Regions from separate parts of the Mus musculus genome. Here all the other regions are linked to region 4. The links are chromatin loops, found by intact Hi-C in ENCODE. Cell type or tissue: heart. All regions are shown on one strand. Region 1 overlaps Fermt1 (fermitin family member 1). Region 2 has its middle 53 kb from the start of Gm46766. Region 3 overlaps 1700026D11Rik (RIKEN cDNA 1700026D11 gene). Region 4 holds the start of Gm22245 (a small nuclear RNA gene). Region 5 overlaps Cds2 (CDP-diacylglycerol synthase (phosphatidate cytidylyltransferase) 2). Region 6 holds the start of Cds2 (CDP-diacylglycerol synthase (phosphatidate cytidylyltransferase) 2).

Region 1 (5,000 bases), 190 kb after region 4:
ATTTCTCTGTAAGAGAGAGAGAGAGAGAGAGAGAGAGAGACAGAGACAGAGAGACAGAGACAGAGAGACAGAAAGACAGAGGGATACAGAGAGGGGAGAGAGACAGGCAGACGGACAGACAGACACAGAGACAAAGAACAGAGAAAGGAGAGAGGGAGGTGGAGTTTTGGGAAACCAAACTGTTCTCTACACTTCCCTGCCTCACAAAGGATGCTATCATGAATAATAACTACAATCCAGGATTCCTGGCATAGAAGTCTGAATTCACACTGAAAAGTCAAGGGCAGTGCTGAAGAGTGTACTTGAGTTCAGAAGATCAGGACTCAAAGCCTTGCTTCCTTCGTTCATGACCTTGATGAGCTTCGTGACTTCATGCACAATTACACTGTGTGCTGGGGCTGGATTATCTCAGCGGGGTCACCTGATGTCCACATCTCGTTCCTTCCAAGCCTCTGCCCACTACTGTCACAGTAGCTGTGGCATGCATGAGTCTTTACATCCTAGGACTTGACAAATCAGCATCCCCCCCCCCAACCCCCCCCCTCCCCCCCCCCCCCCCCCCCCCCGCCACAGAGTCTGTAAACATTCCCCAGCACTTCATTTCTAACGTTGTGCCATGAAGCTTATAGTCCATGCCTGACTGAGGAGAGAGCTTGAGGGAGGCACGGAGCACAAGTGACAGTCAGCATCATTCCACGCCTCTCTCAAAACCAATCTCTCTCTGCCACAACCTATGAGCTATATTGTTGAAACTGCCCTTTGGGGAAGGTAGCAGCTGGTTTCACCCACTGCCTCCTAACTTTGCATAGCTGTTTCACCTCCTGGGATCTCTCTTGCCCTGGGGCCTCTGTGCTAATGGAGCAGCCTGTCTTTTTAGCATGAAATGTAAATGGCATAGTCAGAGGAGCTGAAGATTACAAGGTTGGATTGACATTTGCACAGGCCTCCTTCCATATGCCTTACAGAGCCTTGCCGACTCTGGAGTAGCTACACTTGGAGTAGCCAGGCCTCAGGTTGAAACCAATGTGGGTTTAACATATGGCACCTGGCCTTCAACAGCAATGAGGAAATTCACATTTGATGTCTGTATCTTTGGGGGAAAGAGACACTGGTTTTACTTTAAAAAACAAAAAGTAGTAGTGGTTCTCAGAGGTTAGCTTGGCTTTCAGTCCTGGTTCTTTGAGGACAGGCAGAAACTTGAGTGACAGCATAGGGACCTAGCCCCTTCTGTTAGTACTCTAGCCATCTCCAGTTCCCAGAATATCTGACAGTTACAATGCCAGGCTGCCAGGAACAGTGTCCTTGCTCTCTCCTAACAGGCCAGTGGACAATCCAGCTAGGTTTCAAACTAGTTGCCCCACTGCCAGCACCTTGCCTTCCCTGTTACAGGCCCTATGGAGGGTCCCCAAGGCCTTTCAGGAGGATGCATTGCTTGAATCATACCACATAGGCTTTGGGGCCTCCCTTCCCGTAAGTCTTCTGCTCCCCCACAAAGGGCTCTGCCTCACCCTTAGAGCCTGCTTTTTCATGTCATGTGATCACAAATGTTGGGAGCATTCCTGGAGTCTATATCTTTTAATCTGGTGGCATTAAAGATTGGGTTCCTTGTGACTCTGGACTCAGGTCTGGTTTAATTATCAGGATCCTATTCTTTACTTAGCAGGACAGTTTTCCTATGCGAAGAAGTCTGAGAATTTACCATGTACACTTAAGTTCACAATTATATGGATGTGCTTTGAAATCGTGCTTCACGCATGCTGGGCACATACTCTCCCAACCGAGATACATCCTTAGATCAATTAAAATGATTTTTAAATTACTTCAGGAAATAATTACTGCATAGCACCTTGGCTTCTAAGTCTGCAGACGAAAGGACTAGCTTTCAGACAGAAAGACGCCTTGTTTCCTCACTGTTTAGATTCAAAACCCAAATTTAAAACAGCAACAAAAACCTTCTAGTGAGGTATTCTTCGGTCTCCCAGACTTCTTTGGTCTACCTCTATCTTACCCATCTAACTCTGGTGCAGCCAGTTTCCCAAGCGGGCATGTTTCCCATGTGGGCATGTTGACTTGGTGGCTGGGAATGGTAAGCCATTGGGTCACACTGAACCTGGGGACACTGAACCTCACTGAGTGGGAGGTGGCTAGTGCCTCAAGGCTGAGCAGGGCTGGAGAAGGTTGACAAACTTGGCTTCGGATCCTTTTCCACAGGGCTTTTCAGTCCTACAAGCTGAGGGTAGTTTTGGCTCTTCAGTAGAATGAGTAGAAGAGCTCTTTTGCCCCCTATGGGCTGATGTGAGAATTGCATGTTGAGAGATTTCTATAAACCATAGGGATCATTATCCTTGAAATAAAGAGGTGCCCTCAGCATTCAGCTATCAAACGCTGGGAACTTGACTCTTCTTTTCTCTCTTGTTATATGGTTATTTGCTTTCTGGTAGTTTCTCAAGATCTAGAAAGGGGCAAGACAGGCCATGGTGAGGATAGGACAGGGTATCTGATACCCACCAATGAGAGAAGAGCTAAAAGCAAAGATTAAGAAAAGGTCTTAGTTGACATCTTAGAACTCAAGGCCAAGCACACTCTAGTTGCCTGGAGAAGGAGCTGGAATCTTGGTGTGCAGAGACACATGGCAGGCCTGAGTGGGCTCTCCCTACATAGCAGAGAGAATGGTCACCTTTAAACAAGACAGCAGGCAGGATAGGCCACAACTGAACTATATTCAAACACATATAAAAATCAAATTTAAACTCATATAAATAATACAGTGCAGATTTCAGCATCTATGGCAGATAGTAAAGTGAATGGGATGTGTGTGACAAACAAATTACAATTTCAGCAAGGACAAGTCACCTGACCATTTGTATCCAAATGTTAACCCCCTCTTCCTAAAAAAAAAGGACCATACTTTTCTTTAGAACAATGGCATTTAGCCTTTTCCTCTTATACCAATTTATTCCTTTGAGATGTAGCTGTGTAACCACGGGAGAAATGCTACCTAAAACTGCATAACGTTGGGAGCCAACTCCTCCAGGAGTTTTACAGAAATCTCAGCCAACCATACAAAGCAAAGGAGGGGCTGACCTGAAGGCCTGGTCTGGCATTCTAGGGAAGCTGAATTCTCATGGGCAACATGTAATCAAGGTGACATGTAATCAAGGAGGTCATTGTGACCAGGATTTGGAAGATCTGTCCAGGCTATAGCATGCAAATATTTTTCATTTGAAAAATTATGGAGCCTTGGCTGGCCTCAGACTCACAGATGTCTGCTTGCATCTGCCTCCTGAGTTCTGGGATTAAAGGCATGCACACTGTGTGTATACTCCACCCAGCCTAGTGTAGTGCACCCAGGAGTATCCTGCACCCTGTCTAGGCCCTAAACAGCAGAGCCCAGGACAGCAGAGGAAAGGACAGCACCATGGTTCCTGCAGCACTTAACATACTTGACTGTGGAAAAACACCCCACATTAAGTTCTTGATGATGGGAACCAGATCTTCCAAATGCTTAAAGTATTGCCAACCAAAACTGAGCCCCAGGAATTCAGTGGGTATCTGGAAAGGCTAAAAGAAACCTCCAGAAGGTTCTTCTGGCTCATGTCTGTGGTCTCAGGCCAGGACAGTCTTCTGAGAATTGCAGAACTCTCCCTTCCCAGGTGACCTTGTTGGGAAACAAAGCAACAGCTGAGGCTTGAAGGTCTCTGGGCTCCATCCAAAACCCTAAAACATGCCAGGTTCAAGGAAAGCTCTTGCTCTATCTGTGCAGTCTGAGTTCGTGTGGAAGGAGAAGGCTGTGTATCGACAATAGAAAACACCTCCCTTTAGCTCTGAGGCTGCAGTCCACTTACTCAAAACCCACTCATTCCCTCCTACTGAAAAACCAGAACATGACATTCAGGCAGCTGCCAAGGGCTTATGCTTATAGCAGGACAGGGATGATACTGCAAAAAACAGCTCCCAAGAGTCTGTTATTGTCTTGTGATTTACAAAGCTGAAGGTGTTTAGGGAAAAATGGCAAGGATCATAGAGGCAGACTCCACATCCAGAATGCAGCTGAGTGGTAAGAACACTTTTTTATAACCCAGACCGGACATGACTTTAAAAATAGAACTTCAACATGGTGGACTCTGAAACAGATTTGCCTGCCTTCTCTTACTTGGCTTGGTTGGCTGGAACGGAGACCTGAATGGACTTGGAATCCTGCCAGGGTTTGTGTGTGTGTGTGTGTGTGTGTGTGTGTGTGTGTGTGTGTGTGTGTGTGTGTGCAGGTACTCACAGAGTTCAGAAGAAGACATCAGATCCCTTAAAGCTAGGTACTTGGAACTCAGCTGAGGTCCTCCGTAAGAGCAGCAAGCCCTCTTAACTGCTGACCTATATCTTTCCAGCTCTGTGGAAGTTGCTTTTGGTTAACAGAGAACCAGGCCTGTTTTCTTGAGACCCAGCCCAGGACCAAATCGACTGAGTCTTGGATCTTGGCTGAGACTGGGCTCCCACTTATCCCTTCAGCACCTGTGTCTTTAAGAAGGGCTTCAGTGTGTCTGTGGGATTCTCTAGGAGTGGAGCTTCTCATGTCAGCCATACTGTGAGGAACAACGGTTAGACCAGATGGTGAGTGGTCACCTTAACAGATGTGACAGTCACAGTAAACCGATGATGCCGAAGACCCCTGTAACCTGCTCCTTCCCACTCATCTCTTTGACCTCCAAAGAAAAAAGGTGTTAAGACTCCCTCTGCCACTTTGGCAAGATGTAAGCTACGCTCAGTTTTGTAAAGGAAGGACCAGAGTGTGTGGAGCGAGATTTGTACTTGCTATGCATCCCTATTACCCCTCTCTGCTCACTGCTGACTTACCGTGAGGCATACAAGCAGGTCAGCTGCCGGCTAGCACTTACATGTGCCTGCAAAGCCATGTTGCTGGGGAGCCATGATGGGCCTTAGAGCATCCATAGGGTACCAGCCCTCTCTCCCCTCCACCCACTTTATAGGAAAAGAAGCAGGAGCCC
Region 2 (5,000 bases), 400 kb before region 4:
GGGGCCATAGGACAGGGGGCATAGGACAGAGAGGGGTCCATAGGACAGGAGCATAAGATGGGAGGGGAGGCATAGGATAGAGGGGGCCATAGGACAGGGGGCATAGGACAGAGAGGGGGCCATAGGACAGAGGGGGGTCATAGAACAGAGGGGATGGCATAGGGCAGAGAGGGGTTCTCTTGGCACAAGCACAGGAAAGCAGATGGTGTCTGAAAAAGCATTAAGGTTAAGTGTGGTGCTTGCTGGTAGTCAAGACACCTGGGGGGGGGGGTGAGGAGCAGAGGATGATGAGTCTGAGGTGGTTCCTGGCTGAGTGGGACACCCTGTCTCTAAAGGTCATGGAATGTTAAACATCCAGTTTCCTATAGAAATGTTTCAGGCTGGCGAGATGGCTCAGCAGGTGAGAGCACTGACTGCTCTTCCAAAGGTCCTGAGTTCAATTCCCAGCAACCACACGGTGGCTCACAACCATCCGTAATGAGATCTGATGCCCTCTTCTGGTGCGTCTGAGGACAGCAACAATATACTTGGATATAATAATAAATAAATCTTAAAAAAGAAAAAGAATGTTTCTTTTGTACTTTTTCTGCTTCATTACCAGGCTGCATCGGAGCCTTGATTGGGGGCTCTCCTCTCAGAGGCCGCCCCACAGTTCCTGGAGAGGTCATTTGGACGTGGACGCCTTTTTTCTGGAAAGCTGTCCTCTCCCTTTCCTTCCTAACACTGCCACCATCTTTAGTTCATTCATAATTTTGTGTTGTTCTAAAACTTTTTTTAATCATACAGATTTCTTTAAAGTCACAGACTATACAAATTGGTCCTACTAAGCTTAAGGCAGAGTGTCTTCAGATGGCGTATATCCAGCACTTAGACGCTTCCACAGAAGGTGTTTATTTTTCCATTTAAAGATCTATTATTAGCTTGTTTACAAGTAATGTCAAGGGTTTGAGGTTGGGTCTTTTTATGTCATCGACACTAAAGGTTTTGTTTAAATATTAAATCTTGCCCAATTATTTAAGTAGAAAGAGGGGGAAAAAAAAACCATGAATGGCTGTCAAGGAATCACTCACCCCACAGGTGCAGACCTTTCACAGTGTGACAAAGGGAGGGACTTCAGCATGTCTGTGTGCTGCCTGTCAAATGGTCACCTGTACTCAGCACAAGCTGTCTGTCTATCTAGCTACCTGCCCATCTGATTTATCTGTATCAGTCACTTTTCTGTTTGTTATGATAAGACACCATGAGAACAGCAACTTGTAGATGAAGAATTCATTTGGGCTTACAGTTGCAGAGGGGTAAGAAAGAGTCCAGGATGGAGGGGCGGCAGCAGGCGGCAGCCATGGTGGCTGGAGCAGAAGCTAATGGCTCACAAGCACAAGGCAGAGACAGGGAATTGGTAATGGTGTGTGGCTTTGAAACCTTTTAGCCCACCGTAGTGACAGACTTCCTCCACTAGGGCCACACCTAAACCGTACTAACCGGGGACCGAGTGTTCAAACATCCGAGTCCATGGTGGGTGGTTCTCATTCAGATCACCACACTGTCCGTCATCTAGTATGTATGTATGTATGTATGTATGTATGTAAGCATGTATGTATCCACCCAACTACATATCAGTTATTTATCTACCTACTTACCTATCATCTACCTATCCACCTACCTATCATCTATTTATCTATCTATTGTCCGACCTATCTATCTAATTATTATTTATCTATGTACGTGCCTACTTAACCTACCTATCATCTGTGTACCCTCTTACCTATCATACATTATCCATCTGCCTGCCTGCCTGCCTACGTTCTTACCTAAAAAGGTATCTGATTCTCCAAAGTAAGAAGACACCCAGAAAGCCAAGTAGAGAGAACCAGAGGGACCTGCTGGGGTGAGAAGTCGGGTTACACGATTGAATTTGGTTAGTGGATAGATGAGTGTTTATAGCAATAAAAGAAGTGTTTTGTTTTGTATGGAGTCCTCGATACACAGAAGAATTCTTGAGAAGTGGCCACCTTTAATCCTGACTATTTGTAAAGGAGAATGGCCTGGGGGTACATGCCAGGTCGTCTATCTCTGAGCTACATTCTCATTTCCTATACGATTTTTATACACATGTACAATTTTATAATATGTGCAATTTTGAGAGGCCCTGTAGTAGATTGGAGAACAAGAAATGCCTCCCTTCTGCCTCTGCCTGCCCCATCTTCCATTTGATGGAAATGCTGTCCCTGGTCTCTGCAGTTTGAGAGGCCTGAGTAAAACTCAGTTCCTATATGCATGCATGAGTGTTACAGCAATTAATGAAAAAAAAAAAAAGACCACACATTTGAAAGAGAGCAAGAGGTGGTATACGGGAGGGTTTGGAGTGAGAAAAGGGAAGGGGAAATGATGTGAGTATCTAAAAAAAACCATAACAGTAATAACAATAAACTCCAAACCAGCCAACCAAATCAAAACTGCAGTACTCTTTGCAGTCAGGCAGTGCTGCCAAAAGCCCAGGAGAGGGCAGCAGTGAACCAGGAGTCAGGCTCAAGCGCTCCAGCTCAGGACACAGTTGAGTAAGATCCAGGCCCAACCTCACTGTTTTCTTCTGCGTTGATGAGACTGCTCAACCACTTAGCCTCCTCTGCATGAAGCAGAGGTAGCTGAGAAAATATGCAAAGCCCTGCTCCAGTTGCTAGCAGCCGATAGTCACTGGCCAGAAGCTTCTGTTTGTCATGGGATCAGCGTGGTCTGAGGAGTGAATGCCTTTCTATGCAAAAGAAAGAACTGGCCTCAGTATTCCAGGGAAATTGGTGCTGTATTGCAACTGTTTGCACCCAGAAGGAATGTTTTGTCTCGGGAACAGAGAGGAGGGCAGGCTATAACTACCAGAGCTGACTTAGCTCAGGCAGCCTAGGGCGCATTAGGATGCCACCTGAACATCTCATGGCCTTGTTCCGATTCCCAGCCAGTGCTGGGCCTCCCTCACAGATCTCCTTGCACACCTGTAGAGGTGGAATGGCTTGTCCTTTCTGTTTCAGTTGGGGGATTGCTGACTGGCTGTGTGGCACTGGGCAGGTTACTAGCCCTGTCTGTGCTACCCCTTCTTCAGTGTAAAATGAGTAATGCAGTGTCTACCTGCATTAGTTATATTTCCTCATGGTATAATGCAGAGGCTCTCAACCTCCCTACTGCTGTGACCCTGTAATACAGTTCCTCATTGTGGTGGTTTGAAGAGGTTTGGATCCATAGATTCATGTGTTTCAATATTTGGCCAAGAGATTGGCACTATTAAGAGGTATGGCCTTGGGCTGGAGAGATGGCTCAGCGGTTAAGAGCACTGACTGTTCTTCCAGAGGTCCTGAATTCAATTCCCAGCAACTACATGGTGGCTCACAACCATCTGTAAAGGGATCTGATGCCCTCTTCTGGTGTGTCTAAAGATGGCTACAGTTTATTCGTCATATATATATATATATATATATATATATATATATAAAATAAAAATTAAAAAAAAGAGAGGTATGGCCTTAGCCAGGCAGTGGTGGCACACGACTTTAATCCTAGCACTTAGGAGGCAAAGGCAGGCAGATTTCTGAGTTCAAGACCAGCCTGGTCTACAGAGTGAGTTCCAGGACAGCCAGGGTTTATACAGAGAAATCTGTCTCAAAAAAAAAAAAAAAAAAAAAAAAAAGGTGTGGCCTTGTTGGAGTGGGTGTGGCCTTGCTGGTGGAAGTGTGTCACAGTATAGACAGTCTTTGAGGTCTCATAAATAAGTTCAAGCTACACCCAGTGCACAACAGAGTCTCCCCTGGCTGCCTGAGGAAGACAGTCTCTTCTACTGCCTTCTGATGAAGATGTAGAACTCTCAGCTCCTCCAGCACCAAGTTTGCCTGCATGCTGCCATGCTTCCTACCATGATGATAGTGAACTAAACTTCTGAGACTGTAAGCCAGCCCCAGTTAAATGTTTGCTTTTGTCTAACTAAGGAAGTGAAAGATCTGTATGACAAGAACTTCATGTCTCTGAAGAAAGAAATTAAAGAAGATCTCAGAAGATGGAAAGATCTCCATGCTCATGGATCGGCAGGATCAATATAGTAAAAATGGCTATCTTGCCAAAAGCAATCTACAGATTCAATGCAATCCCCATCAAAATTCCAACTCAATTCTTCAACGAATTAGAAAGGGCAATCGGCAGATTCATCTGGAATAACAAAAAACCTAGGATAGCAAAAACTCTTCTCAAGGATAAAAGAACCTCTGGTGGAATCACCATGCCCGACCTAAAACTGTACTACAGAGCAATTGTGATAAAAACTGCATGGTACTGGTATAGCGACAGACAAGTAGACCAATGGAACAGAATTGAAGACCCAGAGATGAACCCACACACCTATGGTCACTTGATCTTTGACAAGGGAGCTAAAACCATCCAGTGGAAAAAAGACAGCATTTTCAACAAATGGTGCTGGCACAACTGGCTGTTATCATGTAGAAGATTGCGAATTGATCCATTCCTATCTCCTTGTACTAAGGTCAAATCTAAGTGGATTAAGGAACTCCACATAAAACCAGAGAAACTGAAATTTATAGAGGAGAAAGTAGGGAAAAGCCTCGAAGATATGGGTACAGGGGAAAAATTCCTGAATAGAACAGCAATGGCTTGTGCTGTAAGATCGAGAATCGATAAATGGGACCTCATAAAATTGCAAAGCTTCTGCAAGGCAAAAGACACCGTCAATAAGATAAAAAGACCACCAACAGATTGGGAAAGGATCTTTACCTATCCCAAATCGGACAGGGGACTAATATCCAATATATATAAAGAACTCAAGAAGGTAGACTCCATAAAATCAAATAACCCCATTAAAAATGGGGCTCAGAACTGAAAAAGGTTTCTCACCTGAGGAATACCGAATGGCAGAGAAGCACCTGAAAAAATGTTCAACATCCTTAGTCATCAGGGAAATGCAAATCAAAACAACCCTGAGATTCCACCTCACACCAGTCAGAATGGCT
Region 3 (5,000 bases), 200 kb before region 4:
ATTAAATTTTGTCCTTATGAGAGTTGCCTTCGTCATGGTGTCTGTTCACAGCGGTAAACAGAAGTCTTGCTGGAAATCCGTGCAAAAGCTGAGGTACACTGGTAAACAGATTACAGTGCTGCAGTGACCTGGTGCACATGGTGTCCACTAGGTGGCGCTCACGACTAAAATTTTATCGCTCCCCGCTCTTCTAAAATGGAATAACACCTCTTCACTGGAAATATGTTTTTGCAACTAGTACGATTATTTAGCTACCTATTGAGAATATCCCTTAAAATGGAATCAATGACAATTATGACCAGCAATTCATAAAAAATTCAAAACCAGGCATGGCTGCACATATCTGTAATCTCAGCATTTAGAGGATATGACCAGAGAACTGTAGCAAGGTCCTGGCCAGCTCAACTACATAAGGAGGCAGCCTGGAAAACCACCACCACCACCACCACCACAACAACAACGACAACAAAACCCCACGAAATCTGGCCATGGTGGCACATGGCTGTAGTCTCATTATTTGGGAGGCAGAGAGAGGGGCTCTCTGTGAGTTCCAGGCCAGCCAGAGCAACCTAGCAAGAAGCAATGACCAAGCCCGCTCAGTCAGTCAACAGGTTCTCCAGCTCAGGAGTGAGGATTGAAAAGAAAAAAGTAGACAATTCCAAGACAATTAAAAGGCAAATTTAACTTTCCCAATCCGCTTTTTTGTACCATTTAAATTACCTGCAAGTATTCAGGGCGAGCAGTACAATAAGGAACTAGCAAGGCAGTAAGTGAAGTCCCATGAATAGTCCTGTGACAGTTGTTTAAAAGGGCTTGTCAGAACAACCAAAATACTTGAGCCCACTTCGTTGTCCAAGCCCCAAATCTTGCCTGAAGCCTACTTCTCTATTACAGCCCAGTCAGATTCCTGCCTGAGCTTACGTCCTTGTCATGGCCAGTGTCAGATTCCTGCCAGAGCATTTCCTTGTCCTTGGCCAATGCCAGCACCCCAAAGGGCTCTCCACAAAGCAATTTCAAAACGACAACGGTTGGAGAGAGGGATCCATGATTAAGGACCTAGCTGCTCTTCCAGACCCAGGTTCAATCCCACCACTCACAGGCTGGCTAACAACCATCCGTAACTCCAGTTCCAATGTGGCCTTCTGGCCTCTGAGGGCACCAGGCATGAGTGTGGTTTGTATGCATACATGCAGGCAGGCACTCAGAGAGAGCTCCTCCACACAGAATAGAAGAGAGCAAAAGATGGGCTTGAGCAGGCAGGGAGGGGGCTCTAATGAGAAATGGGTTTTCATGTCAATTGTAGACCCAACTACATGGAAATCCAAAATGCCATGGGTTGGCACCCAGCTCCTCTAACAGCCAGCACGGGAGCCTTGGATGTCCCCAGGGAGTCCTGGGCCTGTGGCCTCAGTTATTGTTCTGTCCTCCTCACTAAGAATTGGCTTCTGTCTGCAGACTGGTAGAAGGCGGATCCGGGTCTACCGACCCCCACCCCCACCCCCAGCCCTCCTGCATTACCACGCCCTGGGCAGCCAGGTCTGCTGTGGTCTGTCACACAGCCCCCAATGACGCAGGAGCCTCAGCCAGACCTCTACAGCAACGGCCTTCAACCTTCCTAATGCTATGACCCTTTGACACAGTTCATGCTGTGGTGACCCCCAAATATTAAATTATTTTCGTTGCAACTATTATGAATCATAATGTACATATCTGATATGCAGGATATCTGTGAAAGGGGGTTTCCCCACCACTCCCAAGGGGGTTGCAGCTCACAGGTCGGGGACCATTGCTCCAGAAGCAGCAGCGTGCTCTCTCCTAGCCCCCACCCTGCAGTCACCCTCCCTCTTACCCCATGCTCCTCAGGCCTGCCTGTTTGCTCATTCTGTTCCGCCTGGGGTTATATTAGAAGATGTCAGGATGGGAGCTGCTTTCAATGCCAGAGAGGAGGTGAACCACGACCCAACACTGAGCCAGAAAGGAGAACAGAGACTGCAACCTTCCCTCCCATCCTGTCCTTCCAGAGTCTGCCCTGCCTGGGCATCCCCTACTTTATTGATTCTTGCTGGGAAGGTCATAAGCTCAAAAGCTCTAAACTCACAGGCACAAAAGGCAGAGTGTGGTGTTCCCCCACCCCCACCCCCATGACCCACTAAGTTTAATTCTGGTTTCTTGCATGAGCATGGGGGCGGGGTGGGATTGTTTACTGGAACAGAGATGACGTGCTTATCAGAGGCTGCAGCACGGAGGAGACACACGTCTCCCCTGCAACCCATTTCTGCTAACAATGCCTTGGGAGTGGGCCGGGCCTCGTGAGTCCCTCTCTCGTCAGGGATGAAGTGTTGATGAGCCCTGTCTTGGACAAACGATAACAGCTTCGGTGACTTCACAGGTGTGTGCAGCCATGTCTTGACTAGGAGACACCGTTTTGTGGCAGCCTCCCCATCCTCCGGCTCTGAAGTCATCTCGACCTTCCCTTCACAGTGTCCCCCTGAGCCTTGGATGCAGGTGATATGGATGCCCCCATTTAAGCGCAGCCCTCGACGGTCACTTATCCTCAGTGTTATCGGGTGTTTCCAGGGTCTTGGCGTCTTACCCAGAGAACTGCAAACCCACAGATCTGCACAGAAGCAAGAAGACTCATTTGAAGCAGTGATCACGAAGATACAGAAGGGTTCCCTGGCAAACTCGACAACGACCGCACGAGTGAGGATACTCAAGGGCCACAATTGTTGCTGGAAGTTGCTTTTATGGGGTTCAAGAGAAGGAGCAGCTGGTGACTAAGGGGTGCAGTTATGGTAGTTCTCAAAGTTGGCTGTATGTCTCTCCCCATGATGCACCTGGTCTTAATCAAATGCGCATCCGATTCTGTATAGGAGTAAGGTTTCCTGAAGATACAGCTTTACCTCAATGCTCATATACCTAAAACTAGCTCAGGCCAGATCGGCCTTCCTGTTCTTCATGGCCGGTGCATTGGGAATATGCTTGAATGGAAACTATGAATCTGATTGTAACTGGGGTGGGGAAGCTCGCACCACTGTTCAAAAATGAGAATCTGTGTCGCTCGGGGCTGAGAGGAAGCCAAGGGGTTCCTAGAAGAACCAGATGCGTTGTCTGAAGAGGAATGTGGGCACTAGTTTATTTTCTGTTGCCCTTGTAAACACTAAAACCAGAAGCAATGTGAAGAAAAATAGGGGCGGGGGGCGGGGTGGTATCTCATCTAACTACACCCAGGTTCCTCACCAAGAGAAGTCAAGGCAGGACCTGCAGGGAGAAGCTGTGGAGGAGAGCTGCTTCCAGGTTGCTCCCCTGTCTTCCTCAGTGTTCTATTGCTGTGGAGAGACACCATTATCACGGCAACTCTTACAAAAGAAAGCATTTCTCTGGTGCTGGCTTCCAGTTTCAGAGGTTTAGTCCATAATCATCATGACAGGGAGCAGGGTGGCACTCTGGCACGCTGGCACGATAGAGGCAGAAATAACGCTAGAGAAGTAGCTGAGAGTTCTACAGCTGGATCTGCAGGCAGCCAGTTACAACAGGTAACAGTTGAGCCACTAGGTCTGGCTCCCCCCCACCCCCCCTGTGACACACTTCCTCCAACAAGGCCACACTTCCTTGGCCTTCTCAAGTATTACTACTCCCCTAAGACTAAGTTATTCGAATATATGAGCCTTAATGGGGGCCGTTCTGATCCAAACCAACACAATCCCTATAGCTTTCTCACCTCTCTTATGCAAGCCAGGACCACATTCCTAAATTGGGCTGAGCCCTCCTATACCAGTCACCAAGAAAATGTCCCACCAGGTATGCCCGTGGGCTAGTCTGACGGAGGCAACTTCTAACTGTTGTTTCTTTTCAGGTGTCTCTAGTTTGTGTGAAGTTGACAAAGACGAGCAACATGGACTATGCCTAGCAGGACACACCTTTAATGCCTGCAGAGGCAGGAGAATATCTATTATTTCGAGGAGGGCCGTCTGGTCTACATAGTGAGTACTAGGCCAGCCAAGGCTACATAGTGAGACCCTGTCTAAAACAAAACAGAAAACAGTGTGTGCACAGTACGTGACGTGATGGTAAAGAAACTCTGCTTCCAAGTTCAAGGGGGGAAAGGTGCGTGACCCCAACCAAGTCAGGGTCGCAGTACCGATCTACGTTCTCTGTTAACTTGCACCACCACCACTTTAACCGGTAATGAAAGAAAAAAGACCCTTCTCTGACCAAGACTGACAGTGACATAAAACCTATTTAGAAAGCAGCTTGTGCATTTAGCAAAAGCAGTTGGCTGCCCCAGGGCCTGTTGTCACCCAACCCATGAGCTCTCTGCCACATTTACGGTACTAGGCATGAGTTCCCTCCTAGGATAAAGACCTAAAATCTAATCAGAAAACAGTTGTTTCCCTCCTGCCCTCCTCCTCCCTACCCAGCAGTCGTACCAGTGCTGCCCAGTAGGCACACCTGCCTGGAAGGTCATTTTTGTAGCACAGAGTTCCCATCTGGCTAAAACCGTTGTGTTTTCTCTCTCATCAGCCTGCATAGCACCTTCCAGCACTATGAAAAGTAACCCACGGGAAAGAATATTCCAGATCTGTCCCAGCTTTATTTCTCCAGGCCCACAACTGAAGTGTGGGGTCTTCGGTGGTAGGGCCTTGCCATATAGTTCTGCTGAAGGACCAAGAGCAAAGGCAACCGCCTGTGTGGTTTCTGTAACCTCTGGGGCCTCTCTGACTAACAGCTTTTACGGAGGTATCCCGTTCCAGGAATGGGAATTTTTGTTTAATAACTGATAGCTTCCCAGGGAGCCCTATCCACCATGCAGGGCATCTCCCATTTAACCTTTAAGATGACAATGCAGTAGGTTTCTTTCCATATGGTACATACAAGTGTGGTTTTGGCTAACCCCTACCCCTTCCTTACCATCCCATCTCCATTTCCATGAAAACCTTTTCACTACCGGTCCCATATTCATCTCCATCCCTTTGGTATCACATGTGTTCTCTCACTTA
Region 4 (5,000 bases):
AACAGCATTAGAGATGGGAGGGGACCAATTCTTTTGCTTATCAAGTGAGTTCTGAGACTAAGATGCCAGTTTTCTGTGTAAAAGGAGAAAGTAAGTGCACGTGGCCACTGATCTCCTGGGACTGGAGTTAGAGATGGTTGTGCTGTGGGTGCTGGAAACTGAACGCTGGTCCTCAGCTGGAACAGCAAGTGCTCATCACCGCTGAGCCACCCTCCAGCCCCGGGAATGTGTATCCCTAGGAGGAACAACAATAGGAACTAACCAGTATCCCCAGAGCTCCCTATCCATCAACCAATGAAAACACATGGTGGGACTCGTGGCTCTAGCTGCATATGTAGCAGAGAATGGCCTAATGGGTCATCAATGGGAGGAGAGGCCCTTGGTCCTGTGAAGGTTCTATGCCCCAGTATAGGGGAATGCCAGGGCCAGGAAGAGAGAGTGGGTGGATTGGGGAGCAGGGGGAGGGGAGGAGGGGATAGGGAGTTTTCAGAGGGGAAACCAGGAAAGGGGATAACATTTGAAATGTAAATTAACAAAATATCTAATGAGAGAGAGAGAGAGAGAGAGAGAGAGAGAGGGAGAGAGAGAGAGAGAGAGAGAGAGAGAGAGAGAGAGAGAGAGAGAGAGAGAGAGAATATGAATGAATAGAGTAAGGGGTCGGGGTGGGGGGGCTTCCAAATAGGGAAATAGATCAATTCTTATACCAGAAGGTAATGCTCCATGCTTAATCCTCACATGGAAATAAATGAGAAGAACATTTCTTCTGAAAAATAAAAGAGAGAGAGAGAAGGTGTCACGTAGCCAAGCCTGACCTCAAAATTGCTCTTGTAGCCTAAGGACAATGTATTGTCTCATGTAATCTTCCTCCTCTTCCAAAGGAGGACCCTCATGACAGTATCTTACAGATCAGGGAACAGAGGGTTCAGAGGCAAAGCTTTCTGTGCGGAGACCCAGACAGAGCGCGACAGAGCAACAGAGCGTCCTCTGAACCAGCCACAGAACACAGCTGTGCGCCTGCGTACTGCGCACCAGTTTCTGCGCTCACCGTTCCTGACTTGATCGGTCATCCATGCGTTCTTTCCTAAAGCTGCACCCCTTCCTGACAGGGACTCTATTATTTTCTTCCAGTTTTAAAGTCTATACACACCAATTTTAAAGCAAACTTATTCTGATTATAGAAGTTGACGATATTGAAGGTGATTCTTTGCAAACCCAGTTTTGCTTAACCAGTGTCTATCTTGGTCATCACTTTGACCTCACGGAGTATGGTAAGCATCCAGTGACCCCTTCTTGACCTCGGGTGCCTCAGGAACTATAGCGCTGTTTAAACCCCTGTGGTTTAAAGTGACAGAAAAGTAGCGAATGTGAGATGAGGGCTTGTGAGGTTTTGTGTAGCTGAATGCTCTCTTTGTAAAGTGTTTGCACAGGTGCTGTGACTTTTAAAAGTCAGAATTTAGGCTGGGCTTGGTGGCATACGCCTTTAATCCCAGTACTCAGGAGGCAGAGGCAGGCGAATCTCTGTATAAATTCAAGGCCAGCTGGGTCTACATAGAGAAACCCTATCTTAAAAAATAATAATAATAATTTTTTAAACTCAAATTTAATAAAAAACACCAGAAAGCCACAAACCATAGATGTTGGGGTGAGTCCATGTAAGCACATGTAAGTATAGATCATGTTAAGTTTTATAGACTTGGCAGCTTTTGCGATGCAAAGTCATTCAACGGGTGTTTTTTGACTGGCCCACTGGACAAACTCAGTGTCTTCATTTAGCTGACCTTAGTGAGCGCTTATGCCAGGCCCTGTGCTGTCTCCTGGGGATGAAGTCTAAGGTAAAGGCAGCCTTTCCCATTTGGGAGATGAATAATAAAACATAATAAAATATTCATAATAGAAGCTGTTTTTACTTGAAAAGAATTTTAAAAGCAAAATAAAAGAAAAAAAACATAAGCAAGTTTATAAAATAAAGCGTGGAGAATTTTATGTGATAGTGGCCTGCTGGTTCTACAAGCTTAGCACAAGCTTACTTCTGTCACCTTTGGTCTGATGGCTTAGCCTGCAGGCTCCACCTTCTCACAGCAGAAGCTCCACTCCAGCCAGCTTTAGCCTGGTCTTCCTTTCATCTCCAGGAGTAATTTGGACAAAGAGCCTAGCGAGGGAGAAGCCAGCCTGGTGTGCTGCTGAGTTGCCGGATGATGTCATGGCTATTTATAGTCTTTTGAAAAACCTTTCACCGTCTGAGTTCCATCCGCTGAGGAAATTGATTGTGGGTCTATCTACCCATTGTACACATACTAATTATGAGGCTTTAAAAGCTGTATGGACATCTGTGATTGACATTGTCATCGAGCCTGTAAGGTACGGTTTGGTGAAGATTTTTGTAGTGAACTCAGCGTGGAGGACTAGGGAGTTTGGCTACCCACGGGGAGTAATAAGAAATTACCCCAAACCAAACTGACGACAGTGACACGTGTTGATCGTCACCCAGTTTTGGAGGAAAGAAACCCAGGAGGGCTTAGCTTAGCTTAGCCAGGTGCTTCTGCCTCAGCGGGGAAGTTGAAGCCTAGGCAGAGGTGGAGAACCTACTTCTGAGAGGCTCAAATCTCTGGTTCTTCTCCAGAAACCCCTTTCTTGGGCATCAGAGTGTTCTCAAAATAAAACAGAGAGGGAGAGGGACAGAGAGAGAATATGAGCATGTGCACCGGGGCATCACTTCTGCCATATTGTGTAAGCCATAGAGACCAACACTGACAGTGCACCAAGGAAGAGAAATTCCCAGGGCAGGGACAGCAACAACAGACATGGGATCATCCGTTGCTATGGGGAAGCTGCAATTCCCATCCTCAGAGTCCCGCAGCCTGCCAAGCCAGAGGCATGCAAGTGGAGGTGCCTGACCCCACTGCTACTGATCTCTGTAGATGTGGCCACTCGTTCTCTCACAAGGCTGCTAAGTTGCTATGACCTGACCAGGTCTCAGGCTGTGGGCCTGGCTGCCCTCTGGGCTTTGGCGCCCCCTCCTGTCCAAATCTGAGGCTGGCTGTTGTTTAGGAGGTCGTGTTATCTGCTTCCTAGTATTCTGATTCCTCCTCAATTTACTGAGAAAAAAGAATCAGCTTTCTGCTCCCCTGCCACCTGGCCCATCTGCCTCCAGCCCTCACAGTGAGTGTTCTCTGCTCTTGTCACATAATCCTCTTCTCTGCCTCCTTGTCACCAACATCGCACCTCAGTTCCCTCCTCAGCCCCTATCGGTTGACTCAGGGGTTGTGATTGTTTTTTGTTTTGCTTTTGAGTCTTAGCTATCCCTGTCTGGCCTTGAATCCTCCTTCTTTTTAATGTTTACTTTTTTATATATGGAGGTTTTCCTGCATGTACCTCTATACCCACAGTGGCCAGAAGAGGCATTGGATTCCCCACGGCTGAGGTTATAAGCCACCCAGTGTGGGTTTTGTGAGCATGGGACCTCTGGGAGAGCAGTCTGTGCTCCTAACTGCTCAGCATCTCCCCAGCCCCGAGTTTTCACATTTGTGTGTTTTCATATTTCTTAACAAAAACCTGCAATCTAATTTTTTGAACTTACCATACATAATGTGTGTGTGTGTTCCAAAGACAGCTTAGGAAAGTCTCGTCTAACCTTTCACTGTGTGGGTTTTGATGCCAGGTCATCAGGCTGGCTGCAGGTTTCCCACCCCACTTAGCTGGCTCACTAGCTAAGTTAGTGTGTGCTTTGGCATCACCTATACTAAAATTGGAGTGACACAGAGAAGATTAGGATGGCCCCTGTGCAAGGATGGCGTGCACAGTGATGGAACAGTCCATACTTTAAATAATATGAAAGTTTTTGCTTCACTTTAATGCTGTATTAATTTTTGTACCTTTTGAAATTTTCTGTTTCAAAAATATCTCAACTGGTAAGAGAATACTCACTCTGTAGTACAGACATTGTCAGCACGGGGCCCTTTGCCAAGCGCAGCATTACCACTGCCTGCCACGACCTCTGTGTGTCTCCATGTCAGGAGCGTGTTTACCGTGGTGCCACTAAACAGTAGAGTTATTTGGGCGGCATTTAAAGAAATTTCCTCTAAAATGCATACATACCTAAATAGCCACAAGCATAATTATTTTATCTTATCCCACTTCAATGTGCACGGGGAGATTTCTAGTCATATGCAAGTAGGAGCACTTCCCCTGGGTTCACAGGAGGGAGACTTGCTTATTTGGGAGAGAAGATGCTGCAGTACCAAATGGTGCCTCTTTCCCGATATGAGAGATTGGAAATGTAGACGATGTGCTGTATGCCAGGTCTCAGAAATAGAATTTGGGTCATCCAGTTTCCATTCGGAGCTGGAGAACCAGGAGGTTCTGGAGCAGTCTATCCAATATGGTACCACCAGTTATATAAGGCCAGCTAACTCTAAAATCCATGGCCCTAAGTCACGGGGACCACATTTCACAGATCTAAGAGTGACCACCATATTAGGTGACTCATGAAGGACATTCCCATCACGGAAAGGCCTGTTTTAAATAAAGGGACCAGGAATGAACTTTTCTAGCAGCCTAACAGCTTTCATAAGACTGTAACTAGTCTATTCTCCATATTCGATGAATATAAAATGTAAGAATAAAAGCACATCCTTTTAAAAGCATTTTTAAGTTCATAACGCAATTGGAAGCACAGAGATTTCCCATCTACATCCTATCTCACACATGCACAGTTCTCTCCACCACAGAGACACGCTGATTGCTGTCAGAAAAGTGCGTAGGTCACAGGTGTGTTCACCAGGTGTGGTACAACCTCTGGACTTGGACACGTGAAGACTTATTTCTATTGACCACTGTGTTATTATGTTGGTTAGCTTTCTCGTTACTGTGAAAAAATATTCATTAAAAAAAAAAACCGTAAATGAGGAAGGGTTTATCGTGGCTCCTGATCTGTGAGGTTTCTGTCATGGTTTCTTGGACCCATGGGCTTGGTTAGATTCTCTGAAAGCAGGTCACCATGG
Region 5 (5,000 bases), 420 kb before region 4:
TGAGCACACACATGCATTCTTTTTTTTTTTTTTTTTTTTTTGCATTCTAATCCTAGGTTTTATTCAACAGTCCTTTCACTCTACACAAGTACAAACACAACCTTATCTAAAATGCTACAAAGTTATAAAACTCAAAACAAATTTTATAGTACTGACTGTACAATAAAAGCAAAAAGGGGCAATGTACACACTGCCAAGGTTAACCTGCAACATCACCATGAATGGCAGGTGACTGCTTTAACAGGTAGCCTGCGTTTGTTAGACATCACAAGTGCCTTAAGGGGTCTTCAATTTTGGTTGGGTTGCTTGTGTGAAATGAGGTCACCCAGGCAAATTCTGCATTCAAGTAATTTGTAAAGTGCCTAGCCCAGAGTTCTCCCTCTCTCCCCCCACCCCTTGGGAATGGTGCTCACTTTGGCCGGCTGTTGAAGGTTTTGTTTTGCTTCTGACCTGTGTGTTTTGTTTGTTCCTGAGAGGTGGGAGCAGGAGCGGCTGATGGGATAGCTACCCTGGTTTCCTCTAACTGTGTGAGATAAGGGAGTCTTTTTCCTAATGGAGGACCAGAGAAGGAGACCTGTGCTAAGTGTGGTGAACATGACCCAGCCTTCCTTCCCAGACTAGAGCTGCCACCTGCTGCAGACAGTTTTCCTGTACTTCTGAATTGTTTTTGTTTTGTTTTGTTTTCAGGGTTTTTTTTGGGGGGCGGGGAGGCAGGGTTTCTCTGTGTAGCCCTGGCTGTCCTGGAACTCACTTTGTAGACCAGGCTGGCCTCGAACTCAGAGATCCGCCTGCCTCTGCCTCCCAAGTGCTGGGATTAAAGGTATGGGCCACCACTGCCCGGCTGTTATTTTTTTTAAATGTGTATTTAGTTACTTATTGTGGGATGGAGGCATGTGTGTGGAAGCCAGAGGACAACCTTTTGCAAGTTGGCTCTCGTTCTCTGTATACTAGAGAATGAAGTCAGGCCATCAGGCCTGACAGCAGCTGTCTTCCCACTGAGCCGTCCTCTCGGCTCCACTGCTGACTTCAAAGCAAGCAAGCAAGCAAGCAAGCAAACACTTACAATGTGTGTGGGTGCTGCATGTGTGTTGGTCCCTGGTGTGGCCAGGCGAGCTCTTGAGCTGGGGTAACAGAAAGATGTGAATGCTGTACACTGAACTCAGATCTTCTGGAAGGGGAGGGAGCAGGCCCTCTTCACCGCAGAGCAAGCCCTCCAGTCCCTCATTCTGAGCTCTCTGCCCAGTATGTGCTGCTTTTATTACGGGCCAGAATTTGGGCTCAGGTCTGTCTTCAGCCCAGCATGGAAGCTGCTGTGGGGTGCTTCCCTTTGACAGCTATCCTGAGTGGAAGGAGGTGCCTGTGGGTTAAGGAGAGGCCAGAAAAACTGCAGGCTCTAGGTTCTTGGTGTGCTTGGTCCTGACCTCTGCCTGGCTGTAAGGGTGAGTAGCGGAGGTGGCCAGCTTCAGCATTCCCAGCTGTGGGTAGGAGCCTGAATGGGCATTGGCCTCTTGCCTAGCGGTACTCCTAAGAAGGGCTCCAAGGTGTTTATTTCAGAGACTTCCTGAGCTTGCTCATTGGAGGCTGGTAAAACCTGGGGAGTTCCCTTCCTTGAGGCCTGCTTCTTCTAGACTTACTCCGTGTCTTGGTCCCTTATCCCAGTCATCCTGAGGTAGTGGCAGCAGCCATAGTGCTTTGTGAGTTCTGTATCCTTTTCCTGACTTGAGCCTCAGGATACCTCTCTTTCCTCTTCTTTTAAGAGGAAGTAGAATCAGGTCAGGGAAGATGTATGTCAGGCTTGGGGTCCATAAAAGACTATTTTATTTATTTACTTACTGGAGACTATTTTTTGGTTTTCTAAATCAGGGTTTCTCTATCTAGTCTTGGCTTTTCTGGAACTCAATAAACTGAGAGATTCGCCTGTCTCTAGCTTCTGAGTGCTGAGACTAAAGGTGTGTGCCACTATGACCTCCTGACTTCTTATTTTATTTTTTAGACATTTCTACTGTATACCCTTGACTGATTTGGAAATTTGCTGTAGACCCATGCAAGCCTCAGACTCAATGCAGTCTCCTGCCTCATCCTTTTGGGAGCTGAAATCACAGGATTGTAGATACATGCCACCTTATATGGCCAGAGATTCTTAGCATCCTCTCCGTAAACCAACCCTCACCCTTCTCTCCCCACCCCCCATCACTAGCCTTTGTTTTTGTCCTTTCCTGCCTAGGAACCCAGCAGTCTCAGTGAGTCTCCTTGACAACGGGATAGATAAGTTAAAAATAACCCTGTGCTGGGCCTTCTCTGATGCTTGGCTCAGTTTCTGTGGCTTCTGGATGCTCCTAGAGTGTGTCTGTGGGTGGATTGCAGGTCGGGCAGGGCAGGTGCTTACAGTTTGAAGCCCTGAGGTTTAGGGATCAGAGCTACAATAGCCACCACGTGGCATTATTATCTAGTCTTACTACAGGTTGCCAGTAAGGTGTGAGTGTAAATGTTAACGAATGGAAAGTTGATGTTGGTGCCAGGACTTCACTTTCTCTGAGAGGAGCAGTCATGGAGGTGTTAGTGTTTAAAGCCTGACAGTGGAGTGGGACACAGCTCTGGCGCCATTTGCTTCTCTCTCCTCAGGGAATCCCTACACTGGACCGGAGGATATAGATCAGTGGTAGATAATGTTTTGGTCTTACATGAACAAGGCCCTAGGCTTAATTTCCCAGTACTGTAAAACAAGACAACACACAAAGGAACCCCTAAGGATGAGGGGGACCCTTACTGAGTCCTTTCATAAAATGAGAATATCAAAGTGTTCAGCTATCTTGGTCAGTGGTGATAGAGGCCGTGGTTCTTCCCCTTGGTTAGGTGCAGGTGCAGGAGGAGCAGGGTTTTCAGAAATGGACAGCTATTTCTGCGTGCTTAGGCTGACATAGGGGTGAGCCTGGGATACTTAAACGATGGCAGGCTCAGGGCCAGGCCCTCAGAAGTCAGTCACAGCCTCCTCTCTTTGCATTCTTTGGAGGCCATTTCTGTCTTCTTATACCTCCTCCAGGGTCCACGGTGTGGGGCTGTTGACAGATTGGGTATGGCATCCCTGTCTCTACTCATGTCAGAACACTGTCAGGATTACTGTGGCCCATCTATCTTGTCACCTCACTATGCCAGTGCACTGAGTTCTTTTAATGGGATCTCCTGTGACAACTGTTCACTTTTAGTAGTTCCCCAGCAGTTTTGACCTTTGCTCTTTATTTTTGCGTTGTGTAGGAATCAGAGTCCGAAGCAAAGCTAGATGGAGAGACAGCGTCTGACAGCGAGAGCCGAGCGGAAACAGCTCCCCTACCAACCTCCGTAGATGACACCCCAGAGGTCCTTAACAGGGCCCTTTCCAACCTGTCCTCAAGGTAACCTGGCTTAGTGTGCATGTGTCCATTGCTGGGTAAGACAGGCTTTTAGGGTTTGCGGCTCAAGGTTATTTTCTCTCCTCCATGTACACCCACTGTGAACATTTCCTTCAGTCCAGGAAGAACTAAGAAGTCTAAGACTCCTGACCCCCGCCCCCAAAACCAGTCCTCTTAACAACAGCTGTGTGCATGCCTGAGAAGCATAAATCATGAGATTGCAAAGCATTCTCTGAAAGTGTCCCTGTGTCCTTGTGTCCCTCCCGTGGGTAGGGCATCGTGAATCCTTAGCCTTACCACTAGCTTGCCGTGGAGTCTGTTTTCATTTCTCAGCATAATATGTACAGATATTACGTGCTGATTTAAAAATGCATTTGAATTAAAACCTATCCAGTTTGTTGTGTTGATGGTGGGGTGGGTTGCCGCATATTCTTGTAGACAAGCCTGGTGCATATTTGTGGCAGTCGGCATTTGTGGTCTAAGACAGCTGTTATCATTGTGATTTCAGGACCATGCTCTGTAGAAGCCAGCTGCAGGGAAACCGATTTTAGCTTCCTCTTTTCAGATAGAAGTGGCCACAGTACCGGGCAGTGGTGACACACACCTTTAATCCCAGCACTTGGGAGGCAGAGGCAGGCAGATTTCTGAGTTCGAGGCTGTCCTGGTCTACAGAGTGAGTTCCAGGACAGCCAGGGATTCACAGAGAAACCCTGTCTCAGAAAACCAAAAAAAAAAAAAAAAAAAAAAAAAAAAGAAGTGGCCACAGACACAGAAGGGAAGGACACTACCTTCTCTCTGGCTCTCCCTGCACTGCCGCCATGCTTTGAGGAGTGTGCTAGTGGCTTCTGCACCTGCTGAGTGACAGATGTGAGCAGGCAGTGGTGCTGAGGTCTTGCCCTCACCAGCTGTGCCTCTGCTGAGGTGATGCTGTGGAGAGGGTTACACTTAGGGGCCTCTAGTCCCACCTCCTTGGCTTGTGCCTGACAGATCTTTCTCTCTACGTAGGTGGAAGAACTGGTGGGTGAGAGGCATCCTGACTTTGGCCATGATCGCGTTTTTCTTCATTATCATTTACCTGGGACCAATGGTTTTGATGATGATTGTAAGTATCGTTGACAAGCCATGTTAATGTTGCATTCAGCTTTTCTTGGGATTGTCATCTCCAGTCTGCTGCTGACAGTGCCTGGTGGAAAGTTGCTTCTGGGACTCTTTGGAGCTCCAGGTTTCTCAGAACCCTCTGTCTCGGAGCACCTGTGACTTTTCCATGTGCCAGCTGTAGGGTCACTGGCATGAGTGGTGACCCCGGCTGTTGGTTCGTGTGAGACTCTGGCTTTGTTTCTTGTGTTCTTGGGGCTTGACTCACAGACTTAGAACACTTCATTAAGCAGTTGCAGGCCAAAGGACTTCAGTCCTCCCGCCTGTTTTAGTTTGGCTTTCGGTTGCTGTGATCAACACCATGTCCAAAAACAACTTGGGGAGGAGAGAAAGGGTTTATCTGGTTTACATGAGCTGACCACCTCCATCATGAAGGATTTGGGGCAGAACATTGGAGGCAGGAGCTGAAGCAGAGAGCACGGAGGATCACTGTTGGCCTGCTTGCTCCCCATGGCCGGC
Region 6 (5,000 bases), 450 kb before region 4:
CAAACAAACAACCCAAACCAACCAACCAATCAATGAGAACCAACCAACCAACCAACCAATGAGAACCAACCAATGAGAACCAACCAATGAGAACCAACCCCAAGGAACAGAGGAAGCACATGAAGGATGACAGGAACATTTTTTACTTTTCTTTCTGCTATTGAAGGCGAGGCATTAAAGTTGAAGTGCTATTAGCATGGTTTCTAGAATGTCCGGTTAATGGAGTCCTGCTCCCTACCACACTGATTTTAGGGATGCATTTGGTTTGCGCTCAGTTAGGTTTGATGATGCTAAGTGAGAACCTTGTTCAGGCCGAGTCGGAAGGCATTATCTCACTGAGTACACACCTCATCGAGTTTCATGACTCTGATTTATATCGATTGATTTCCAGGTCTTGGTTTATTTCTGTGTGTGGGTGTTTTGTCTCTATGTGCATCTGTGCACTATGTGTGTAGCTGGTGCCCTCAGAGGCTAGACGAGGAGGTTGAATCCCCTAGGACTGTAGTCTCAGACAGTTACGGGCTCCCATGTGTGGCTGAGAATTTAGCTCAGGTCCTCTGGAAGAACAGCCAGCTCTCCTAGTCACTGAGCCATCTCTCCAGTCCTGTATTATTTTTAAAGATAATATTTTATTTTATTTTTTGTATGCATGTGACTGTATGAGTTACGTGTACACGTGTACCATGTAATTGCAGACGATCCTAGAGGCCAGAGGAGGGACTTGAGTCCCTTGGAACCAGAATTATGGGCAGTTCGTCCTGTATGGGTGCTGAGAACCAAACCTCCTTCCTCTGCAAGAGCAATAAGTGCGCCTAACCATTGAACCATTTCTCTAGCCATGTATTCTGGTCTCAAACTTGCTCCAAGGAACTTGACGCCCTTAATTATCAGAAAATAGTCACATGATATTATCACCACCCTTCACCTCTATCCTTTTTCTTTTCCTTTCCTACATAGTGATAGGGTGTTGAAAGGGTGGAAGAAGAGGGTGGAGAAGGGTAGAAGAAAGAAAAAAGCCCACAAAGTAGCCAAAGTCTGGCTTCAAAAGGTATTTATTTCTAACAGAACAAAGCAAAAACCCAAACCCAACAAAACCAGCAAACACCAGTAGAGGAACAAGAGCACCCAAGCATTTGTGCAAAGCTGTTAAATAGCAAATAAAATGCAAAGACCAGAGGGCTGAAGTTTGTCTAAGTATTTTGCTGTTAATTTGAAACATCATAACAAGAATTTGAGAATGTAAGTCTTTTTCAGAACTCTTCCTATTTTCTGAAAACTCACAGCTCTGGTCAAAATCTCTAAAAGGAACCTGACCCTTGGTGTGGAAGACTTCTTTGAGATTGCAATCTGGCTAAGGACTGGGAGCCCTGTTTTGCATGAGAACAATGCTGGAACAGCACCCATAATACTGAATTCAGGCAGCATATGTGAACATTGGTTACAGCGTGGTAACAAACGTCTGAGTTCTAATTCTTACTCGTACCCTTGTAGCTGCTGGCTAAATGCTTAAACTAGGTCAGGAATAGAGGGAGGGGCTCCATAGGAAACATTCCTTTCAGCCCAAAGGTTTTCAAAGAATTAGATGTGGGTGTTAACTTACTCACAGAAGTTGTGGTTAACAAGAGCCAAACCTGAGGGTTTTTTTTTTTTTTTGAACGATTTATTTTTATACATGAGTACACTGTAGCTGACTTCTGATACACCAGAAGAGGGCGTAAGATCTCATTACGGGTGGTTGTGAGTCACCATGTGGTTGCTGGGATTTGAACTCAGGACCTTTGGAAGAGCAGTCAGTGTTCTTACCCACTGAACCATCTCGCTAGCCCATAGGTCCTGAGTTCTACCTTCAGCACAAAACAAGACAAAAACTTAAGACAAGCAATATCTTGGATGATGTTACTTGCAGATATCATATCCATTTCTAAGTGTTTTTTGTTGTGGTTGTTTGTTTTTTGATACAGGGTCTCAGTAGCAGTGGAACAGGTTACATAGATCAGATCCACTTGCCTTTGTCTCTGGAGTGCTGTGAACAAAAAAGGTGTGTGATTGGGACGAGACTATTTCTGAGTTCGGTGCTTAGACAGAATCAGTGCTCACTAAGTTACCAGCGACCATGGCTTGGCAAGGCAAAGTGAGCTGAAACAGGTTTCACCTCCTGCTATGATGTTCAGAGGTCCACCTGGTCTCTTCGTTTGGACTCCCAAGCTGAGAGCAGCAAGTCTAGGCCGCTACGAGGCGCTGTTGTCCCCCGGTAACAGGTTACCTTCTGGACCCAGCACTCGCGCGCGGGGACTTGCGGTAGGACGCAAGGACCCCATTGGTTCACTCTGCTCTTTTTCTCCCGCCCCCTCTAGGTTTTGTCCAATGAGTGTCTCGAACTCCGCTCACGCCCCCACCCCCGCCAGGCTGCCCCGCCTCCTGGCGTCTGGGGTTCCAGGCGGAGATGGCGGCAGTGCGCGTGCGCGCTGGCTCGCAGCTTCCCGGGAGGAGGAGCGAGCGGCCGCTGGGGAAACAGCGGCTCCGCTCTCCGGGCAAGGGCGGCGGCAGCGGTGCTGGGCGGGGCCGGGCTCGGGGCTAGTGGCGCTGCTGCAGGGGCTGTGCGAGGCACGGTGGGGCTGCGAGGTGCTCGGGCCCGCCGAGAGCCCGTGCTCACTGAGCCGACCCCCGCGGCCACCGTGCTGCTCACTCGGGGTGACGTCGCGCCGGGGTCCCCAGCATGACCGAACTACGGCAGAGGGTTGTCCGCGAGGACGCACCTCCGGAGGACAAGGTAGAGGCATCGTTAAGTGCGGAGGGGCGCGCCGGCAGCCTCGCCCTCTGACCTTTATCGCGGCCCTGGGTACCAGGCCTGGGTTGCGCAGAGGGTCGGCGGGTGTCTTTTGCTTGTGGGGACAGCGGTCTGCGGGCGCGGGGAGTAGCGCGTGAGCTCTGGAGGGTCTTCGCCTTCCCTAGGCCTTCCCGATGTGGACGCTGGACACCCCACAGACCTTGCTTGGGGCCCGGAGAGCGCGATGTAGGCTCACCGCTTGCTTTACAAGTATTGCTGTTGATTGGGGAATGGGGGAGGACTCAGGCCATAGCATTTGTCTCCTGGGAGATTAAAACCTTCTTTTGAACTTGATTAAAACATTAAATCTGTTGGTTCTATCAGAGAGGAGTCTTGATCCACTCCGTGAGAGGGCGGGTTAGTGAGCAGGTGTGTGCTCCCAATGGTGGGTTTGTTTACTGCGCCAAGTGTGGGCATTGATGGGGTAAAGGAGGAAGGTAAGGAGGAGGCCATTTTGGCAGGGACACAGCCAATGTGGGGGCGCTCCTTTGGTTGAAAGTGCGAGGTTTGTGTGAAGTTGAGAAAGGTGGAGGGTGGTTGTTTTACTGTGGACATTGAATGACGGACCGTATTTGTGGTTCGGATCAGTGAGTGATGAGTAGAACCGGCTGAGGTAGCCTGGACCAGAATGATGGAGACTGGTTAAGTCAGAGATTGTCAGCTTGTGACCTGCAGAAGCTCTCGTACGTAGGCCTGCGTGCTGATACGGAAATAAGGGTTCCGTTGAAGGTCTGTTTCTAGCCTGTCTTCAATAAAGGAGGAGGATATGCCGCGTTTCCCCTGATTAATAGTTGACAGAGTTTAGTATCTTTGTTTGCTTGTTCGAGACTGGGTTTCTCTTTGTAGCCCTGGCTGTCCTGGAACTTGATCTGTAGATCAGGCTGGCCTCCATCCCAGAGATCCTTCTGAGTGCTGGGACTAAAGGCACCCCACCCCCCAATGCTGTTTAAGGAAACAGCATCAAGCCTAAGCACCCACGTTTGACATCAGAACTTTTGTTTTAGATAGAATCTCTCTAGGAAGCCCTGCTAGCTAGTTTGGACCTCCTCCACCTCTGCCTATCCTGTGCTGTATAAAGGCACTAGCCCCCTAGCCAGCTTGTACCTTTTTACTGTGTTTGAATTGGTTAGAACATCAGGAAGGAAACAAGCGTAAGCCTTAGGGTCAGTATGCCAACAGTAATTTTACTAGGAAGAATAGTTCAGATGAAAGATAAAGGGTTTAAACAACTCTGTTACAGTTGTAGACAGTGGGTCATCAGAGGAGAACTCTCTTCCTTTGGAGAAGGTCTAGGGCTGAGGTCCAGATTTGAGGAGTACCTTGCAAAGACAATACTTAGAAATCGCTAATCTTCCCCGAGGATAGTGGATTGGCCCTGAAGAAAACTGTGTTCTGAATATTCTTTGGTGGGTTTGAATGCCACCTTGTCTAATTAAGGGTGACTTGAAGGTGTGAGAAGGGGGAGAAGAAAGAAAGAAGGTCTAGCTGGGTCATGCCTGTGGTCCCAGCAGAGGCAGTGGCAGGTGGATCTCTGAATCCTCTAAACCCAGCCTGGTCTACAGAGCAAGTTCCGGGACAGCCAGGGCTACGTAGAGAAACCCAGTCTCAAACAAAACCAACCAACCAGTCGAAGTCTGATAGCTGTTGGAATACATCTTCACACAGGTATTTACTGTAACAATTAGACAAGACAAAACAACTGTGATATTAGTAGGGGCGAGGCAGCTTTTACTCTCCCCACCCAGCTCTTTGGCTCCATTCCCCAAACGTAAAGTGTCAGTTGACTCTTAACATTCACTTCCATATTTTAGGTTGAGGAGCTGTCCAGCCTTAGTAATTACAAGTGCATTTAAACCACGTGTACAGTGAAAGAACCTTGTGGTTGGTTGTGAGGTCTGCTAGGCGTATGCTCCCTAAAACATAACAGTTACGCATTCTGCTTAAAAGATTGTTGTAGGCAATCGGCCCACGCCGAGTAGTGATTACTTACTGTTTCTGAATTGTCGTGCATAGGATTTTTAATAGCATAAATACAAATATTAAAAAATAAGTATTTTTTTAATAAATGAAAAAAATTTAATTTTCTTTCTTTCTTTCTTTCTCTCTTTCTTTCTTTCTTTCTTTCTTTTTTTTTTTTGTTGTTGTTATTTTGAGACAGGGTTTCTCTGTATAG

What was found. A loop is a pair of places that touch in the nucleus more often than their neighbours do. Peaks named below come from ENCODE experiments on the same cell type or tissue, not always from the same donor. Only the 100,000 strongest peaks of a DNase experiment are listed, where the experiment ranks them.
Region 1: it touches region 4 in a loop (2.8-fold over the local background); 8 of 42 quality-filtered maps call a loop at or near these places.
Region 2: it touches region 4 in a loop (2.9-fold over the local background); 16 of 42 quality-filtered maps call a loop at or near these places.
Region 3: it touches region 4 in a loop (7-fold over the local background); 37 of 42 quality-filtered maps call a loop at or near these places.
Region 5: a loop joins it to region 4, with 2.1 times the contacts of the local background. A loop is called at or near these places in 4 of 42 quality-filtered maps.
Region 6: it touches region 4 in a loop (2.2-fold over the local background); 2 of 42 quality-filtered maps call a loop at or near these places.

The regions. Positions count from the first base shown.
Region 1 is chr2:132,901,476-132,906,475 of GRCm38, forward strand. It overlaps Fermt1 (fermitin family member 1), which reads right to left. Exons shown (of 15, transcript NM_198029.2): 15 at 2,704-5,000. Among named protein-coding and RNA genes, the nearest start is that of Lrrn4, 23 kb to the left of the region's middle. In heart, a CTCF peak has its summit at 2,280; no DNase peak of the experiment used is centred here; H3K27me3 peaks cover 397 bases.
Region 2 is chr2:132,313,699-132,318,698 of GRCm38, forward strand. No RefSeq gene overlaps it. Among named protein-coding and RNA genes, the nearest start is that of Gm46766, 53 kb to the left of the region's middle. In heart, CTCF peaks have their summits at 508 (motif pointing left) and 2,481 (motif pointing right); a DNase peak (open chromatin) is centred at 2,503.
Region 3 is chr2:132,516,424-132,521,423 of GRCm38, forward strand. 1700026D11Rik (RIKEN cDNA 1700026D11 gene) reads left to right here. Exons shown (of 4, transcript NR_028286.1): 3 at 3,857-3,983. Among named protein-coding and RNA genes, the nearest start is that of 1700026D11Rik, 28 kb to the left of the region's middle. In heart, a CTCF peak has its summit at 148 (motif pointing right); no DNase peak of the experiment used is centred here; H3K4me3 peaks cover 565 bases.
Region 4 is chr2:132,713,387-132,718,386 of GRCm38, forward strand. The region is part of intron 2 of Shld1 (shieldin complex subunit 1); the gene reads left to right. All of the region lies in intron 2 of Gm52525 (a long non-coding RNA gene), which reads right to left. It overlaps Gm22245 (a small nuclear RNA gene), which reads left to right and starts at 3,718; the gene lies at 3,718-3,822. In heart, a CTCF peak has its summit at 3,000 (motif pointing left); DNase peaks (open chromatin) are centred at 2,145 and 2,935; H3K27ac peaks cover 1,416 bases.
Region 5 is chr2:132,289,993-132,294,992 of GRCm38, forward strand. Cds2 (CDP-diacylglycerol synthase (phosphatidate cytidylyltransferase) 2) reads left to right here. Exons shown (of 13, transcript NM_138651.7): 2 at 3,253-3,389; 3 at 4,392-4,488. Among named protein-coding and RNA genes, the nearest start is that of Gm46766, 29 kb to the left of the region's middle. In heart, no CTCF peak of the experiment used is centred here; DNase peaks (open chromatin) are centred at 1,389 and 2,289; H3K4me3 peaks cover 383 bases; H3K27ac peaks cover 3,646 bases.
Region 6 is chr2:132,260,728-132,265,727 of GRCm38, forward strand. It overlaps Cds2 (CDP-diacylglycerol synthase (phosphatidate cytidylyltransferase) 2), which reads left to right and starts at 2,421. Exons shown (of 13, transcript NM_138651.7): 1 at 2,421-2,770. The coding sequence starts at 2,717. Gm46766 (a long non-coding RNA gene) reads left to right here and starts at 2,777. Exons shown (of 2, transcript XR_001783482.2): 1 at 2,777-3,013. In heart, CTCF peaks have their summits at 2,232 and 2,434; DNase peaks (open chromatin) are centred at 2,404, 3,174 and 3,804; H3K4me3 peaks cover 2,228 bases; H3K27ac peaks cover 1,865 bases.